Linked DNA regions of Homo sapiens: region 2 is linked to region 1. A link is an interaction called in ENCODE POLR2A ChIA-PET data of the cell type or tissue named here. Cell type or tissue: K562. All regions are shown on one strand. Links, peaks and the distances in the headings refer to the core of each region. The heading gives the core; the rest is flanking DNA.

What was found. Peaks named below come from ENCODE experiments on the same cell type or tissue, not always from the same donor. Only the 100,000 strongest peaks of a DNase experiment are listed, where the experiment ranks them.
Region 2: POLR2A ChIA-PET joins it to region 1 with 5 read pairs; 4 of 35 experiments call an interaction of 5 or more read pairs at or near these places.

The regions. Positions count from the first base shown.
Region 1 is chr7:149,056,009-149,061,392 of GRCh38, forward strand. No RefSeq gene overlaps it. Among named protein-coding and RNA genes, the nearest start is that of PDIA4, 30 kb to the left of the region's middle. In K562, for the core only: no CTCF peak of the experiment used is centred there; no DNase peak of the experiment used is centred there.
Region 2 is chr7:148,892,212-148,897,595 of GRCh38, forward strand. No RefSeq gene overlaps it. Among named protein-coding and RNA genes, the nearest start is that of EZH2, 11 kb to the left of the region's middle. In K562, for the core only: no CTCF peak of the experiment used is centred there; a DNase peak (open chromatin) is centred at 2,217.

The sequences.
Region 1 (5,384 bases), core at 225-5,224:
CCGTTTCTCCCATAGCCAGAATTCACGGATCCAGGAATCAAGGGGTTGAAGTGGAAGTGGCACCACTCACCATCACCCCTAGTAATCCACTAGCAAAATTTTTGCTTCCTGTTCCTGTGACATTATGTTCTGCTGGCCTAGAGGTCTTAGTTCCAGAGGGAGGAATGCTGCCACCAGGAGACACGATTCCATTAAACTGGAAGTTAAGATTGCCACCTGGACACTTTGGGCTCCTCCTACCTTTAAATCAACAGGCTAAGAAGGGAGTTACAGTGTGGGCTGGGGTGACTGACCCGCACTATCAAGATGAAATCAGTCTACTACTCCACAGCGGAGGTAAGGAAGAGTATGCATGGAATAGAGGAGATCCATTAGGGTGTCTCTTTTTTTTTCTTCTTGAGACGGAGTCTCGCCCCGTCACCCAGGCTGGAGCACAGTGATGCTATCTCGGCTCACTGCAAGCTCCGCCTCCCGGGTTCACGCCATTCTCCTGCCTCAGCCTCCCACATAGCTGGGACTACAGGCATCCGCCACCACGCCTGGCTAATTTTCTTGTATTTTTAGTAGAGACGGGGTTTCACCATGTTAGCCAGGATGGCCTCGATCTCCTGACCTCGTGATCCACCTGCCTCGGCCTAGGGTGTCATTACAGGCGTGAGCCACCACGCCCAGCCTGGGGTGTCTCTTAGTATTACCATGTGATACTACCATGCCCTGTGATTAAGGTCTACCGGAAACTACAACAGCACAATCCAGGAAGGACTACAAGTGACCCAGACCCTTCAGGAATGAAGGTTTGGGTCACTCCACCAGGAAAATACCACAACCTGCTGAGGTGCTTGCTGAAGATAAAGGGAACACAGAACGGGTAGTGAAGAAGGTAGTCATTAATACCAGCTATGACCGCATGACCAGCTGCAAAAAGGAGGACTGTAATTTTCATGAGTATTTCCTCCTTTTGTTAAAAACGTGTTTGTGCATTTATACACTTCTACTTAAGAAAATATCTTCATGTTAGGCCAGGCGTGGTGGCTCACGACTGTAATCCCAACACTTTGGGAGGCCGAGGCAGGTGGATCACCTGAGGTCAGGAGTTCAAGACCAGCCTGGCCAACATGGCGAAACCCCATCTCTACAAAAAAATAAAAAAATTAGCTGGGCGTGGTGGTGCACGCCTGTAATCCCAGCTACTCAGGAGGCTGGGAGGATTGCTCGAACCCAGGCGGCAGAGATTGCAGTGAGCTGAGATCGTGTTATTGCACTCCAGCCTGGGCGACAAGAGCAAAACTCCGTCTCAAAAAAAAAAAAACAACAACAAAAAACATGTTATTTCCTTTCTTCTGTATCACATGACATTTAGATTTATTGACTTCACATCAGCATTTAAGTATTGTTAACTTTATGTCATAGTATTTGGGTTGGGGATTGGTGCGTTTCCGGTTGTACGAAGGATAGTTATATTATGTTAGGCATAATTATGACCCTATTATTATCTTTATTTGAAGATTATATATGATCTCAGGAGATGTGTATTGATTCAAGTTGACAAGGGGTGGATTTGTGATGGTTAAAACTGAGTGTCGGCCGGGCGCAGTGGCTCATGCCTGTAATCCCAGCACTTTGGGAGGCTGAGGCGGGTGGATCACAAGGTCAGGAGATCGAGACCATCCTGGCTAACATGGTGAAACTATGTCTCTACTAAAAATACAAAAAATTAGCCAGGCGTGGTGGCGGGCGACTGTAGTCCCAGCTACTTGGGAGGCTGAGGCAGGAGAATGGTGTGAACCCGGGAGGCAGAGCTTGCAGTGAGCCGAGATCGCGCCACTGCACTCCAGCCTGGGCGACAGAGCGAGACTCCATCTCAAAAAAAAAAAAAAAAAACTGAGTGTCAAGTTGATTGGACTGAAGGATACAAAGTATTGATCCTGGGTGTGTCTGTGAGGGTGTTGCCAAAGGAGTTTACTTTTTGAGTCAGTGGGCTGGGAAAGGCAGACCACTCTCAATCTGGGTGGGCACCATCTAATCAGCTGCCAGCGAATAATAAGCAGTCAGAAAAATGTGAAAAGGAGAGACGGTCCTAGCCTCTCAGCCTACATCTTTCTTCCATCCTGGATGCTTCCTGCCCTCGAACATCGGACTCCACGTTCTTCAGTTTTGGAACTCTGACTCACTCTCCCTGCCCCTCAGCCTGCAGATGGCCTACTGTGAGACCTTGTGATGGTGTGAGTAACATTTAATAAACTCCCCCATATATATTTTATATATAATATATATTATATACTTATTATATATTATAATTTATATATTATATTTATATAACACATATTATATATTATATTAACTTATATATATTATATATTCTATATATATTCCATTAGTTCCATCCCTCTAGAGATCCCTGACTAATATAGCTGATGAGCTAAAAAAAAAATCACAAAAAGACTAATAATTTTTTTTGTTTTTTGTTTTGTTTTGTTTTGTTTTTCGAGACGGAGTCTTGCACTGTCGCCCAGGATCAAGTGCAGTGGCCCTATCTGGGCTCACTGCAAGCTCCGCCTCCTGGGTTCACACCATTCTCCTGCCTCAGCCTCCCGAGTAGCTGGGACTACAGGCGCCTGCCACCACGCCCGGCTAATTTTTTTTGTATTTTTAGTAGAGACGGGGTTTCACCATGTTAGCCAGGATGGTCCCGATCTCCTGACCTCGTGATCCACCCGCCTCAGCCTCCCAAAGTGCTGGGATTACAGGCGTGAGCCACCGTGCCCGGCCGACTAATAATGTTTTAAGAAAGTTTATGAATTTGTGTTGGGCCACATTCAAAGCAGCCTGCAGGCTGAGGGTTGGACAAGCTTGCATTTGATACCAGTTCCATGTCTTCTGAGCTGTAGACAGAGATCAGCAAACTACAGCTTGTGGGGCAAATCCAGTGCCTGCCTCTTTTATTTTCACATTCCATGAGTTAAGGATGGTTTTTATATTTCTCCTTTTTTAAGAGACAAGGGTCTTGCTCTGTCACCCAGGCTGGAGGGCAGTGGCACAATCACAGCTCCCTGCAGCCCAACTTCTTGGGCTGAAGCAATCCTGCTTCAGCCTCCCAGAGCACTGGGATTACCGTTGTGAGCCACCATGACTGGCCGTACACTTTTTAGCTGTAGAAAACAAAAAAAATCAAAAGAAGGGCCGGGCACAGTGGCGCACGCCAGTAATCCCAGCATTTTGGGAGGCTGAGGCAGGTGAGTCACTTGAGGTCAGGAGTTCGAGACCAGCCTGGCCAACATGGTGAAACCCTGTCTCTACTAAAAAAAAAAATACAGCTGGGCCGGTGGCTCACACCTATAATCCCAGCACTTTGGGAGTCTGAGGTAGGCAGATCACCTGAGGTCAGGAGTTCGAGACCAGCGTAGCCAACATGGCAAAACCCCGTCTCTACTAAAAATACAAAAAAAAAAAAAAAAAAAAAAATTACCTGGCGTGGTGATGGGCTCCTGTAATCCCAGCTGCTTGGGAGGCTGAGGCAAGAAAATTGCTTGAGCCCAGAAGGCGGAGGTTGCAGTGAGTCAAGATTGCACCGCTGCACTCCAGCCTGGGAGACACAGTGGGACTCTGTCTCAAAACAAAAAAAAACAAAGCTGGGCATGGTGGCTCACGCCTGTAATCCCAGCACTTTGGGAGGCCGAGGTGGGCAGATCTTGAGGTCAGGAGATCGAGACCATCCTGGCTAACACGGTGAAACCCCGTCTCTACTAAAAATACAAAAAAATTAGCCGGGCGTGGTGGCAGGTGCCTGTAGTCCCAGCTACTTGGGAGGCTGAGGCAGGAGAATGGTGTGAACCCGGGAGGTGGAGCTTGCAGTGAGCCGAGATAGCGCCACTGCACTCCAGCCTGGGGGACAGAGCAAGACTCTGTCTCAAAAAAAAAAAAAAAAAAAAAAAGGCCGTTGTAATCCCACCTACGTGGGAGGCTGAAGCACGAGACTTGCTTGAACCCAGAGCAAGACTCCATCTCAAAAAAAAAAAAAAAAAAATTAGCCATCGTAATCCCAGCTACTTGGGAGGCCGAGGCATGAGAATTGCTTGAACCCGGGAGGTGGAGGTTGCAGTGAGCCAAGATCCAGTCACTGCACTCCAGCCTCAAAAAAAGCAAGACTCCATCTCAAAAAAAAAAAAAAAAAAAATCAAAAGAAGGATGTTTCATGGCATGTAAAAATGATATGTAATGCAAGTTTCAGAACTCATGAATAAATTTCTATTGGCACACAGCCACTCTCACTTGTTTATGTATCTTTTATGCTGCTTTCATGTTGTAACAGGAGAGTTAGAGTTGAGAAGTTGCAGCAGAAATAGCTTCTTATCTAGCCATTTTGCTTCCAGTTTCTCCAGATTCATTCAACCTACATCATGTGATCAGTTAACTTTCCAATATACAGATCATTCCCTTCTCATTTCTAAAGCCCCTGTGGCAGCCTAATGCCTTTAGGATGCAGGCCAAATCCAATGCAGCATTCAAGGCCGTCCATGAGCTGGCCTCACACAGGTTATTTCCTGCCATTTTCCCCCAAAGAATCCTATGATCTAGCCACAAAAGATGACAGGGCAGTCTTGAACGCACTCCATTTTCACCACCCTTTGTCTTTTCTCAAACCCTCTTGAAATGCCCTCTCCCATCTCCTTAACCCAGGAAAATATTTTTTTCTTTCTCTTTTTAAATCATTTAAGGCCTAGAGCAACCGACTTTTCCTTAGTGAAACCTACACAGGAAGAATTAATTGCTCCGTCCTTTGTATAAGAAATTCACAATACTTCCCAAAGTGAATTCCACAGAATTCCAGTCCTAAAGGGTGTGGCTACCAAATATTTGTAAAAAGTGTTCTCAGCCAGGTGCGGTGGCTCATGCCTGTGATCCCAGCACTTTGGGAAGCCGAGGTAGGCAGATCACCTGAGGTCAGGAGTTCGAGAACAGCCTGACCAACATGGTGAAACCCCATCTCTACTAAAAATACAAAAATTAGGCCGGGAGCGGTGGCTCACGCCTGTAATCCCAGTACTTTGGAGGCCAAGCGGGGCACATTGTCTGAGCTCAGGAGTTCGCGACCAGCCTGGGCATCTGGTGAAACCCCATCTCTAGTAAAAATACAAAAACTTAGCCAGGCGTGGCGGTGTGCTAATTTTCCCAGCTACTTGGGAGGCTGAAGCAGGAGAATTGCTTGAACCTGGGAGGCGGAGGTTGCAGTGAGCCTAGATCACGCCACTGCACTCCGGCCTGGGCAACAGAGCAAGACTCCATCTTAAAAAACTAAAAAAAAATAAAAAATACAGGCCAGGCGCAATAGCTCACGCCTGTAATCAATGCTCATCTTTCCAGAATTGGGAGGCTGAGCCGGGCAG
Region 2 (5,384 bases), core at 210-5,209, 160 kb before region 1:
ACTCCAGCATGGGCAACAGGACAAGACTCTGTCTCAAAAAAAAAAAAAAAAAGTGCTCACCATAAAGGAAATAAGTGGTATATTGATCAATTGATCGTATATTGATCAATTGTTCATATATTGATCTATATTAAATTTAAGACTTCTGTTTGTCAAAAGACACCATTAGGATATTCAAACGGCAGGCCAAAGAATAGGGGAAATTCACAATACACTTCCCTAACAAAACACTTGTCATACAGATCATATAAACCACAAGACGATTTGAAAAAGAAAATGTTAGGAAATGGCCAAAAGGGAGATACCCTTAATAAACTGGCACCTAAAAAAGTGGATATACAGATGTCCAATAAGCATATAAAAAGGTGCCCAGTTTCATTAGTTATCAGAGACATGCAAATAAAACCATAATGGAATACCACTATATACCTACCCAATGGCTAAAATGAAAAAATACAGAAGATACCAAGTGTAGGTAAGGATATGAAGCAGTGAAAATTTTTATGCACTGCTAATAGAAGTGCAAGTTGGTACAGCCACTTTGGAAATTTGAGAAGAGATAATACCTGTGAAACTTGAACAAATATGGAATACTCCATACCGTAGCCATTCTTCTAGGTGTAGCTCTAGCAAGTATATGTTTGTATGCATATACACTTAACAAACGACATGTACAAAAAAGTTCATAATGCAAACTGGAAACTATCCAAATGCCCATCAAAGGTAGAATGAATAAATTGTGGTTAATTTACATAATGGAATATCCTACAATGATGCAGAGAATCTATAGCTACATACAACAATGTGAATGAATCTGATAAATATAGTGTTAAGTGAAAGAAGACAGAGAATATTTATCTTATGATCTTGTTTATCTAAGTTTCTTAACAGTCCAGGCATGGTAGCTTGCACCTGTAATCCCAGCACTTTGGGAGGCTGAGGTGGGTAGGTCACCTGAGCTTAGGAGTTCGAGACCAGCATGGGCAATATGGTGAAACCCCATCTGTACAAAAAATATAAAAATTAGCAGGGCATGCTGGGTTGTGCCTGTAATACCAGCTGCGTGGGAGGCTGAGGTGGGAGGATCACTTGAGCCCAGGAGGTTGAGGCTGCAGTGAGCCATGATCAAACTTAACAAAAAAAAAAAAAATTGGAGGTATCTACAAAAGTAAATACTACAAGCATGTTTGATCACTGCACCTAAAAAGATGAAGAGAGAGAGAGTGAGGTAGGGGTTAGGGAGGGAAAAGAAAAGAGATTCCGTTAAATGAAGACAAGGGATTGATCTTTAGGCTGAAAATGCAAAGGTCAAGAAGTGAATCAAGTGTTCAAACTATCTGAAAATATATACTACCAGGATAAAATGAACACAGTTTCTTTTTCACTGATTTCCAGCGTGTTTCAATGAAAAAGCACTTCTTGCATTCTCTGCAATGTCTACTGATAACAGTTGAGAATTACTTGACTTGGTAACTAGCTTAAAGAACTCATTACCCCCCCCCCCAAAAAAAACAGTATAATTAGACAAACGTAAAACAGTTCAAAATGTTTGCAAAAATATTGGAAAATCTGGGCTGTACACGACCCTTCATTTATTCATTCAAAAGACATTTACTTAGTGCTTATTTTGTTTTATGCCCTGTAGTCCCAGCTACAGGAATAAAGATGGGGGGTTGGAGGTCATGGAGACGTAGAGGATTCCTCAAGAAAGCAAGCAAGAGGAAAGCAAGGAAGGGATGTGGGATTTGGAGCAGAGGAGTAGTTAGCTATGCCAAGGTAAGAAGTTGGCCAGGTCAGCGATGGGACAACCTAGACCTGCTCCCAAGGCCAGAGTGAGCTGGGTGGCCTTCGGCAGCCCACTTCCATGGTTGGCGGGGCAGTTAACTCCTTTACCCCTAGAGTCATCATTACCTAGGACCTCAAGGCAGCATGTGTGACCTGGAACCTGAAACCAGGACAGAAATCAGATTTCTGACAGAGGCATTCCTGATGGGAATGGGGTTACTGGATAGAGTGAGTGAGCTTGGAAATCTAACTCTCTGGATAAAAGATCTTTCTGTCAACAAGATCCTGAACTTGATCTTATCCACTGTTCCCAATCCAGGGTGATGCCCTCCTCAAACTCTTGCATGTCCTTGGTGAGTTTGAGCTGCAAAGTTCTCTTGTCACCTTTTGTCCTAGACACGTGGGCCGGCAGGCAGAGTACCGTCGCACACACTCGCTGCTGATATCTGGCCTGTTGGCCCAGGTCACCCACTGGAAAGACAAGGCAACTCTAGTTTTGTACAAGTTCTATGACAGTCTATTAACATGTTGCCTTGCAATTCTTGGTGTACTAATAACTGCTGGCTAAAGACATTCCTGACATTAAAAGAACATGCTCTGATTCAGTATTTTACATGTGAGAAACATCTCCAATTACAGAAAATCATTCCTAAGTTGAGGAGAAAATATTTTCCCACTGATGAAATTTATCAAATTGGTATAGAATCTTCTGGGAAGAAAAACAGCAGTGATAAAACTTCAGCTGGGAGCCATATGTTTTTAAAAGCAGCCATTTTAAACTAAGGGCAATATATCAAGTGATAGAGCTGGTTCACTTTGCAGTGTTGTCACACATAATCTGACCTGTGAAATTTTTGGAAAAAAAAAAATGACTGAACTTAGAATATTGCACAGGAAATTGACCTTGTAAACTCACTTGTGAATACTTTCATACGAAGATCATCCTAGGATAATCTTAAAAGAATTATCAGTTGCTCAATATTTTACACTTACGACCGAAAAAGAAAATAGTGTGTAATAGTTAATGAACTGGCCGAAACTTCTCAGTAAAAAGGCATTCTTTTTGCCTGTAGTTTTCTTATATGGCGCACCTTATATTATTTTACAAACCAGTGTTCTTTTAAAGTAGGCTGGATCCTAGCAGGAAATAGATTATTAATTTTTTTCTAAAGTATTAAATCATTTCTACTTTCAGATTGTAATCATTATATGTGTTTTCATAACATATTAAAAGATCTACTCAAATGTCTATCCTGGATAAATGTTTTTTGTGTCCTGAAAGCCCAAGTTAGCATTACTTTGCAGTATAAACAAACCAGTTCTCCAGTTCTAGTTCAATGGCTAAATGCACAAGGACTTATTTGGTATCTTTCTCTTTCTCTCTTTCTCTTTTTTTTTTATAACCACTAATTTTTTTCTATAACACCTATGTTTGAATGTTAACATTCTTGTTTTTCATTAACTGTCCTTTTTTTCAGATTATAAAAGAAACAAAAATTGCTTACAGCCCATCTCCCAAATAGAACCACTTTTACCATTTTGGTGTCTTTGCTTTCAGATTTGAAAAGCAACATTTCCATGAGATTTTTTTTTTTTTTTTTTTTTTTTTGAGATAGAGTCTCACTCTGTCACCCAGGCCGGAGTACAGTGGTGCCATCTCTGCTCACTGCAACCTCCACCTTGTGGATTGAAGCGATTCTCCTGCCTCAGCTTCCTGAGTAGCTAGGATTACAAGCACGCACCACCATGCCCGGCTAATTTTTGTGTTTTCTAGTAGAGACAGGGTTTCACCATGTTGGCCAGGCTGGTTTCGAAGTCCTGACCTCAGGTGATCCGCCTGCCTCAGCCTCTCAAAGTGCCGGGATTACAGGCGTGAGCCCCTGCACCCAGCCTCCGTGTGATTTTAAAACATGTTTTCTCATTATAAAAGGAAGACATGCGCATTCAAGAAATCTGACAAACACACCTGATAAATCAAGATACGATGTCAGCAAAATGCTAGGATCTGAGGAAACAGAACTCATCCATGTGGAGGGTGTAAAGTGACACGGTGTTTAGGAATCCAGCTAGGCAGTGTTTGCTGTTACTGAATTTGTGCGCACTCTCTGAGCTAGAGACTCCATTGCTAGATAACCTTTCCAACAAAACGTATCCTACATGCACATAAGAATAAGGATAGTCACGGAAACGTTGTTTATAATAGAAAAAGCAGGAAAGGGCTTTGTGTCCATCATTCGGGATATAATTGATCTCTATAATTCAGGATGTATATAAATTATGGTACAGCTATATTAGAAATGTGTGCTTATATATTTAATAAATACTAAGCAGCTATTGAGATCAAATGAATAAAAATTTTCGAACAAAGTGTAAGGTAAATCTGTATATACTGATAGTAAAAGATCTGTAAGATGTGGTATAAAATGAAAAATGTAATTTATAAAACAGTATGTATAGTATTACCACATTTATGTAAATGTAAGAAGGATACCTGCACATATATACAAAGAAAAATACGTAGAAAGGGACTGGAAGGATGTGCACAAAACTGTGTCACCTCTGGGCAGGGGAGCAAGAGGACAGTGAGGAGGGAACCTTCCCATTCAGTTCTGTGCCATTGTGGCTTGCCCTGACTCTTTTACAATAAGAATGTGTGCGTTGCTTCTATAATTTTAAAAAGTAAAACTGCACAATGTACTTCTTCATTAATTGTTACAGACCATAATATTTTAAAATACCACATTTTAGATTATAAAACGTATATGTATTATAAAACATTTATAGCCAGGCACGGTGGCTCACGCCTGTAATCCCAGCACTTTGGGAGGCCAAGGCAGGTGGATCATGAGGTGGGGAGTTCAAGAGCAGCCTGGCCAACAGTAAAACCCCATCTCTACTAAAAATACAAAAAAAATTAGCCGGGCATGGTGGCGGGCGCCTGTAATCCCAGCTACTCAGAAGGCTGAGGCAGGAGAATCGCTTGAACCTGGGAGGCAGAGGTCACAGTGAGCGGAGGTCGTGCCATCGCACTCCAGCCGGGGCGACAGTGTGAAACTCCGTCTCAAAACAAAAACAAAAAACCATTTAGATCATACAGGAAAGTATAATTAAGAAAAATCAGAGAAATCCTCTCTCTCCTTGGTGGAATTCTCTTACCATATTTACGAGCCCTAGAGCCAGCCTACTTCCCAAGTCCTCTTTACTCAGCTCCATTTTGAGAGACCTTCTAAACTTGCAAATTCACTATGAAAAAAATATCCCAAGCATGAAGGGCAGAAGCAGCACTGAGACAGAGTGAGCTCAGGACAGTTCTGTTTGGGGAACCTGTTTCTGTTCCTATGGACTCCATCCATCCAGCAACCAACATGCAGAAGGCAAACAGCAAGGTGCTCCTTACTGCTGGTTGTCAAACTGGGATATCTGGTTGCTCTTTCCAAATCGAACTCGTTCTCCTTTACAGTGTGATACTTCTACGCCTACTGCTCTAATAGTAACCACCTTTTCTCACTAGGTTTAAAGTTCTCCAACTAAGTCAGACACTGCCACCTGACTTGACATTGCAATAAAATGATAGTCACTTCATGGAAGCCACCACTAAA